Regions from separate parts of the Homo sapiens genome. Here region 2 is linked to region 1. A link is a loop called in an ENCODE intact Hi-C map of the cell type or tissue named here. Cell type or tissue: Calu3. All regions are shown on one strand. Links, peaks and the distances in the headings refer to the core of each region. The heading gives the core; the rest is flanking DNA. Region 1 has its middle 40 kb from the start of CXXC4-AS1. Region 2 has its middle 100 kb from the start of LINC02503.

Region 1 (4,402 bases), core at 93-4,092:
CGCCATGTTGGGCCAGGCTGGTCTTGAGCTCTTAACCTCAGGTAATTCACCCGCCTCGGCCTCCCAAAATGCTGGGATTACAGGCATGAGCCACCGTGCCTGGACTGAGCAGCACTTTTCTTTTCTTTTCTTTTCTTTTTCTTTTCTTTTCTTTTCTTTTCTTTTCTTTTCTTTTCTTTTCTTTTCTTTTCTTTTTTTCTTTTCTTTTCTTTTGTTTTCTTTTGTTTTCTTTTCTTTTCTTTTCTTTTCTTTCTTTTCTTTTCTTTTCTTTTCTTTTTTTTCTTTTCTTTTCTTTTCTTTTTCCTTTCCTTTTCTTTTTTTTCTTCTCTTTTTTCTTTTTTAATTTATTTTTTAGACAGAGTTTCACTCTTGTTGCCTAGGCTGTAGTGCAGTGGTGTGATCTTGGCTAACTGCAAGCTCTACCTCCTGGGTTCAAGCAATTCTCCTGCCTCAGCCTCCTGAGTAGCTGGGACTACAGGTGCCCACTGCTATGCCCGGCTAATTTTTTGTATTTTTAGTAGAGATGGGGTTTCACCGTGTTAGCCGGGATGGTCTTGATCTCCTGACCTCGTGATCTGCCCACCTCGGCCTCCCAAAGTGCTGGGCTTACAGGCATGAACCATGCTCCCGGCCAAGCAGAACATTTTTATGTACACTGCTGTGACCATTTATTTAGCACATCGATGGTATAGTGATTGAGAACATAGATTTGGGAGTCAAATTGCATGAGTACAAATACTGCTGAGCTACATACTAATCATGAAATTTCAGATGAATTTACATATGTGATCTACTTTTTCATATTTAAATTGATAATAATAGTTACACTCACAGAACCATTTGGAGAGATTAAAAAGTCATTCATGGAAAAGCTCTCATTACGATTATGTCCACAGTTCAGTTATTCAACAAAAAAAGATAACTTGTTTCTTTTTTTCATAACTGAACTCATTGTTTTCATGTTGATCTTTCATCCTAGCTGGTGTTAGAAATGAAATCTTAGGTAATTCTGTTTTCCTCAGTTAGCACAGTGATTTTGAGGCCTATTGTTGAGGCTCAGAAAATGATACCCCAAAACACGGTGCTTTGGCATGCTGAACCAAAGAGGCAGCCTTAAGATCTCTCTCTGACTTCTCCCAGGCCCCCTGTCTCTCTGATGCTCTTACTTTCCTGAAGCACCAGGAGAAACTTTCTCTGGAATTTCCTTATCTGACTAGGTAATTAACTTTCCTAAAGAAATATAATTGCATTGAGACACTGCTTCTCTAAGAATCTCATCAAAACAAACAAATAAACAAACAAACAAACAAAAAACCAGGAAACAATAATCACTGGAGAGAAGATAACTAAAAGTCATCACTACACCCAGACAGATTTTCATCTATTCTTCTGAGAGCAGCTTCTTCAAGAGACTACCTAAGAAATCGTATCTGCATAAAAAGACAACCTTTGTTCCTGTGTAGTTCCACCTCTAGGTTTCCCTAACTTGTCAGTCTCATCCAGCTTCCCAAGAGTATTATTTGCAAAATAAAGTCTCTCTACATCTCTCCCAAATATAGAAATTTTGAAAGCCTCAGCCATATGGCCCCTCTTTAAAACCTATATTTTGTGTATGGCTCTATGTTAGTCTGCTTTAAATACATTTTGTATGCCTTTTTCTCCTATGAATCTGTCTATTGTCAGCTTACTTTCAGCAAACCTCTAGAGGGCAGAAGGAAAGCATTGCCTTGGCCCTTTCACTATCTAGAGTCAGACTTCCGTGGTTCAAATAGTAACTCTGCTATTTCTAATTGAGGGACTTTAGGCAAATTACTTCTCTGTGACCTGGTTTTGTCATCACAAAATGGTGAAACTGAGTGATAATTCCTTCATAATCTGGTTATTACTCAAATAAAATTTGGTAAGAATAATGCCTGGCCTTATTAAGTGCTTGATCAAGGCTAGATCTTACTATTCTTATTTTTAGGTTTAAATAGGTCCCATCTTGGTTTGGGTATCTCAGTCCTATCTAGGCATTTAATTATACCTTCCAAAGTTAGGGTAGATCAGAATTAGGGGTTCTTTCCAGAAACCTACCAGCATCTAAGCCCTAGCTTCCTCCTGGGTTACTTTTCATTTCACTTAGTGGAATCCTTGTGTAGTCTGTGTAGGGAGGTCTGGTTCTTTATTCCTTGTTTATGGAATAAACCTTATGCCTTTAATGGTTCAGGGCTTAGCTTCTTCCACTGCAAAATCCTTGCGTTTTGAGATTTAAAGGCTTTGGGTTTTGAAAATAAAGAGGGTTTTCTTTGCATATTGTGATATCTCTCCCCTAATGTGGGCAGGAGAATAGGAAAGGGGACAAAAAGTAAGATAAAATATATTACAGGAAGCACATCATAGTTAATATCTCAAAATATTATTCCTCTACAATGTTTCTATTGAGGGTCTTCTCTGTTCCTGAAGTTCCCTTTGGAACCAAGCAGAGTTCTAAGTTGCAATCCAGAAGGCTGCTTTTCTTAGAAGCACTCTTAAGTCACTTCAATTCAGAGTGATTTTTTTCTTGTAACTGTATTATGGTGGTCTTTATCACACTCATTTAAAATAGCCCAGTATATACTCTATTTCTTCCACTGGACTATATACTCCTTGTGGGCTGAGAATAAACCTTATTCATTTTTGGAACCTGTATTCTCTTCTGTGCCTAACATAGGACCTGACACATAGAAGCACTTGAAAATGTTGATCATACTAATTAAACAAATTACAGGAAACTGGCTACAGCAGAGGCCTAGAGTTCTGTCTGAATCTCTGCCTACACTCTCTGGTATTCTGGAAAAGCCTTATCTATTACTGTGGATCATTGATATTGATGTAACTAGATACAACATATTAATCTTTATTTCAGTTTTAGAAATAATAAGCAGTCTATGTGCCAGCCATTTTGCCAGGCTCCAGAGAGGCAAAATTTAATAAAACCCTGCCATCAAAACTAGAGATTTTTTTAAATGAGCAATTTAAATGATGTATATGTCTAGCACAGAGCTTGACGCATGATACCTGTGATAACTTCGTTGGAGAAGGAATGAATAAAGAACTCTGATGGAGTTATATGTGGAGGCCTAGAGCCTTTTGTTTGTTCCATGGAGGTCTTGAAGCAGGTTGTAACTAAGGTGAGTCTTGGAGGATGGATAGAAGTTGAGCAAGGAAAGAAGTAGAAGGGCAGGCTTGGCAGCACAAGCAAGAACAGAGTGGTATCAAACAACAAAATTATGCATTTTATGTAAAAAATCAGATTTGTTTATATTTTAGCCAAAATACATTTTCTTTGCAACATAGCCTCATGGTTTAGAGTATAAGCTCTAAAACCAGATAGCATAGGTTCACACCTCAGTTCAACCACTAACTTACTCTACAGTCTTAGTTAAGTATTTTAACCTCACTGTGTCTGGGCACTTCACCTGTAAAGTTGGAAATAATGTCAACTTCTTAAGGCTATCTTGAAGTTCAAACAAGACAATGCATTTAAAGTAGTCAAAATATGTCTAACAAAAAGTGCTCAGTTAATTTTAGCTTTACGAAGAGAAATATTGTGTGTGTGTGTGTGTTTCAGAAGATGTATTTCCCATTTAACATCATTGCAATTCTCATTTTCCATCCAGAGATTCTCAGGAGGGAGATGGTAAGAAGTAAAACTGAGTAGAACCACTTGGGGTTCTTTAAAAACAACGTATCCATTTGCTTATCTTCCTACACCTGAAACTCAGAAGTAACGTCACTGCTAAAGTGAGTCATTGTTAGTGAAGAGGGAGTGTAGTGTGTCATTTTATGCAGGGGCATTGGCATAGAAGATGGCTTTGAATTAATTTTATGGATGTTCTAGATACAGAATATATACAGTTCAGTTCTAGATTAAAATAGCTCAAATATTTGACTTCAAGTTTCTTCATATTTTAAAAGTTTTGTTGCAAGAACTATGAAAATCACCAAGGAGGCATATCTAGTGCCCTGAGCACACTGTGGCATCAATGATTTCTACTTAAGTACTCCAGAATTAATTCATTATTTTGCTTTTTTTCTGATTAAACAAGGATGTTTCTCAAACATTTTCTACAATTACTCTAGAGAAAATAGAAATAAAGAATAGAAATAAATAAATAGAAATAAAGATAGAATTATTTGACTCAAAAATCATACTTTTCAGAGTTAAGGCAAAGATATTCCACAGTGATAAGTATTATTTTAAGCAAGAATAATTTTTGACCTAACTTTCATCTTTTTTGTTGGAGGTAGTTGGGAAGTGGTGTGGTATACAAATGTGGAATGTGTTATAATTCTTTTCTCAGCTCAAACCCATTAATTCAATATTCAAAACCTGTTCATTTTTCATCTAGGTACATTAGTTATATTTACAAAGACTTTC
Region 2 (4,402 bases), core at 111-4,110, 390 kb after region 1:
TATTTGGTCCCTAAATCAGTTTCAAATTCTTAGTATTAAAAAAATGAAGTTGATATGATTGATTAAAAACAAATTATAAATTGAAAAACCATAAATTTATAAAATAAATTAGAAAAATGCAGTTATTAAAAGAAAACCTTAGAGATGCTGTGTCTGATTAATATTTGTATACTTTCAATCTTTGTACACTTTTGTGGCAGAGATTGCTAATTGCCTTATCAATATTCATTACCCTTTTCTTCTATTAAAAAAATAGGCATTATAATTGAAGCTATGGCAACGAACCATGACATTTCCAGTCTCTTTTCTTGCCGGGTAGGGTCACATGACCAATTCTGGCCAATGGTATATGAGAAAAGTTGAAGTGTGCAACCTCTGAAACTTGCTTGCCCTCAAAAGAAAAGGAGCATACAAAGTATTTTCTTCTTGTTTTACCCTTCCCACAGGCTGTAAGGTAGATACTAACTGATTTCAAGCAAGCTGATGAGGTAAGAGTCTAGAGATGGCAGAACAAAAGGAATGAAAGTGTTTTGTGTCCCTGACACCTCTAGGGCACCTTACCAATCCCAAACCACCAGAAGAGTTTCATCACAAAGAAATTAATATTAATCTTGTTTCAGTCAATATACTTTAGGATACCTTGTTACTGTGGCTTACACTACATCCTAATGTAACTTAATTTTAGTACTGTGAAGAATGTGATTTCTCATAAAGTTTTTAGGATGTTTGAGCATGGTCATTCTTGTGTTTTTTCCTCAGTAGACTAGTAAGTGTCAGTAGTATTTTAGAACCAGATTTGTCTACAGTTTATTTCACGCTAAAGCTCTGATAACTGAGATATATGCTAAATATAATTATTACTTTGTAAAATAGAAGTGATACGATAAAATAATTTTTATGTTTGTCCAAAAATGTTTGCCACCCATTAATGATATCAGACCGTACTGATGAAAATTTTGTTAATTTGAAGAAACTTTCAGGCATTTCTTCGCCCCATCCTCTCTTACACCTCTCTCAACGGCTTGCTAAGAATTTTTACCACGTATTCGTACATTTACAAAATAAGAACTTTGACAGCACAGGAATTGCAGACAATGAAGGGTGTATTCTAAAGGCCTTTTCAGGATGCATAAGCTTCTCAATGGTAGAGCAAGTTTTATTCACTGTCATTCTACATCAGATGTAGAAACATAGTTGGTATGAAACAGTGTAATGTGATTTATTACTATAAAAGAAATTATAGCATAAATATAAGGGGTGTTGTTAAAGTATTTAGATATAAAACTACTTATTTTGCTTCTGCTTTGACTTTCTGATTTCTTATAATGGTGTAGTCTATAATTCCTTTCACTACTCTTTCTCTTTTCGTGCATTATCCCAGCAAGCTTTTAAGTTATCTATTGCTAAATGAGAAATATTTAGTAGCATGCGAGACAGTCACTGTTCTTTTTATGATAACTAACCTTCATGTAAAAATCTCCTTTTCCAGGTTTTTGTTTATTTCGATTGTAACTTGCCTTTGAAGCTCTTCACTTGCTTAATAATGTTAGTTCTTTCTGAGACATAAAACAAACAAAAAACATCCCGCAAAAAAGAGCCTACTTCCTTTGTTTGTGTTTTAAATAACTAGGCATTTGTGAGGCTTTTAAAAACACTATTTAAGTTTCTTAATAATAAAATTCTTCTAAGATTCCCATTTACTTTCCTTTTAGATTTTCCATGGTACATGTGATGCTGTATAATAAAAGAATTGGAGGCAGGATTTCTAATGAGTTAGATTGGATTGAAGCATGACAGGGACAGGGGTTGTCTCTCAGAACACTTCTCACAGGCTGCAGGCTCTGAGGCCAATACTGGGAGGGAGCATATCAGGAGGGGTCTGCCCCCTGGTGGATTCCAGCAGAGAATTTCTGATTATGTCTATTATTTCAAAAATAGATCTTCTCTTCCACTCCCTGACGTTTGTCAAATTTGAATTCTTGTGTGTTTCTGAAGCTGATAATATTAATTTTAATCTCTAATACTTGTTCTCATCCAGACAACTAAGAATTAATTTGGAAGTCCCCACCCAAAGAGGACAGAGGATTTGCCTGGAAAAAATTTTTCCTTCCCTCAGGCAGAAGAAAACACAGGAAAACAAATATGATCTAGCCAAAGCTATCCCTGCCTAGACATAGGTGTGTCTGAGCCAAGCAAGCATGTGGTCTCATAAAAGGTTTCCGAATGGAAGTGCTGTGAATCGCATCATACATAAGCGAGTCAGTTAATTCCCCACGGCTCAAGACATCCTCTCATTGATTTATGATGATTCTGCAGCATAGCCCACTAAATTGCTGAGGATATGCAGTGAACTCGGAGAGCTTAAAGAAATCTGCCTCATGGACAAACCTTATTTTTTTTTAATAAAAATGTTTTCCACACTCAAGATTCTACCTTTTTTTCCTGCCTGATTTTAAAATATGTACCTGAGTTTCAAGTACAGTTTGAATCATTCAGTATGCACTTTTATTTTTATAAGCATCAATATTTAAAGAAACTACTAATCTTAAGGATGATTTCTTTAGGAAGAGTTATTTTCCTTTCCATCCTTTTCCCCTTCCTCTTTGACATTTTCTTTTCTACGCTTCCCCAAACATTTCTCCTTTCTAACTTAAATTTCTTTTTCTCTTTAGAGATCTAGCCTAATTGCCCTCTAGTTTTATAATAAAACAACTTCTTCTTGCCTGGAATGGTTTTCCTAATGCCTATAAATGTAAATAGCTTTTAGTGCCAGTATACTAAGTCTGTGGCTGAATGTTATACAGCCTACGATTATCATACCCCATACCTGCTTCTCAAATCTGCAGGAAATACGCTATGTCGCTATTTGAAACAGTTCTACTAAATCAGTTTTTCAATTATAACATATTTTTATACATTCAAGGCCTAGGAAACCTTACATTTAACTTAAAGAAATAGAATGAACCATTAAAGCCACAGCAAAATTTACTAGTTTAATGATGGCATTTCAAAAATTTGGTAATATGAAATGAAAACATGGACTGAAGAAAGAAAGTTTGATGATGAAAAAACAATGGATTTCCTATTCCCTAAATAGGCACAAGTTAATATTTTAGCTTTATAGAATTATTCACATTTTTGCAGCTTTCTTCTGTCTCAGCTGTTAATTAGTAGGAATAGAAATCACATCTACCTTTTTTACTCTTTGATATGGTGTATTTTATTAGTTTGAAAGACTATTAACTAGGCAATGAAAATGCAAATTTCATCCTATATAGCATCTTTCAGCCCAGAATCTAAAAGTCCTGGCTGCTTTCTTTTTTCTTCCTCACTTAGCTTTGTGCCTTGAATGGCATCTACGTGGATTTGAAAGCACTATTTTTGCCTTTACAAAACCCTGGAATCGTCCCTTGCAATCACAGGATGCATGCACTCTCTAAATAAGTCCCTGTTTTCTAAAGGAGATATTGCTTCAGGCTGTAGGATCTTCACATTGAACAAGGCACAAAGAGAAATGGACCCTATGTCTAGGCCATTCTATTCAATCATTCATTTTCAAGAAGGACAGACAAGTCAGGCAAAGGAAGAATGAACACATAAGCAAGCAGAGTACACTTGCTTTAGTTTCTATTTAGGAGAGTACACACAGGATTACTTTCATAACACACATCTTTGTCTGAGTCATAGCATTTAAAAACATTGGTAACAAAAGAATAAGGCTTTTATTGTAAGCTTTTATTTTGTCAACATATCACAACTAACCTGGCCTCCAGAAATATAAAGATATATAATCCAACAGGAAAATTTTTTTAACGTTTGATGTCATTTGTGTGAATAAGAGTTGTGTTTTTTGTCCAGTTTCAAGTATAACATATACACTAAAGCAAGATGCCAAAACTTTTCATATTATGTAAAGAAACATTGTTATAAAATAGTAGCCTAAACCAGGTGCAGTGGCATGGTGAGGTAGTCTAAGTTAAACTGGAGGCAGATGTGGGAGCATCACTTGAGCTGAGGAGTTTGAGGCCAGCTGGGCAACAAAGCAAGAACTCGTCTCTAAAAAATGAAATGAAACAAAGGAAAATTCCAAAGGCTCCAGAAATTCTATTAATAGGGCAGGATACAAAAAAATCAATGACGGAAGAAGGTTGTATAAAGTCAAATAATGTTTATTTTGATCGCTCAAACATTGATATCTATCAAAGCTCTCCTATTAACATAAATGTATAAGATGAAATATATAAAATAAATTCAAATATATTTTTATAAATATCTATCAATTATATATTAATAACCATATATCTTAGAACTCAACTAGTTCTGCTCTTTAATAACTGTATATTTTAGAAATCAATTAATTCTGTATCTGATGAGCGGGATGCCAAAAATTCCCCCAAATAAA

Evidence for each region. A loop is a pair of places that touch in the nucleus more often than their neighbours do. Peaks named below come from ENCODE experiments on the same cell type or tissue, not always from the same donor. Only the 100,000 strongest peaks of a DNase experiment are listed, where the experiment ranks them.
Region 2: it touches region 1 in a loop (13-fold over the local background); 13 of 110 quality-filtered maps call a loop at or near these places.

Annotation. Positions count from the first base shown.
Region 1 is chr4:104,449,086-104,453,487 of GRCh38, reverse strand. No RefSeq gene overlaps it. Among named protein-coding and RNA genes, the nearest start is that of CXXC4-AS1, 40 kb to the left of the region's middle. In Calu3, for the core only: no CTCF peak of the experiment used is centred there; no DNase peak of the experiment used is centred there.
Region 2 is chr4:104,062,659-104,067,060 of GRCh38, reverse strand. No RefSeq gene overlaps it. Among named protein-coding and RNA genes, the nearest start is that of LINC02503, 100 kb to the right of the region's middle. In Calu3, for the core only: a CTCF peak has its summit at 1,899 (motif pointing left); a DNase peak (open chromatin) is centred at 1,860.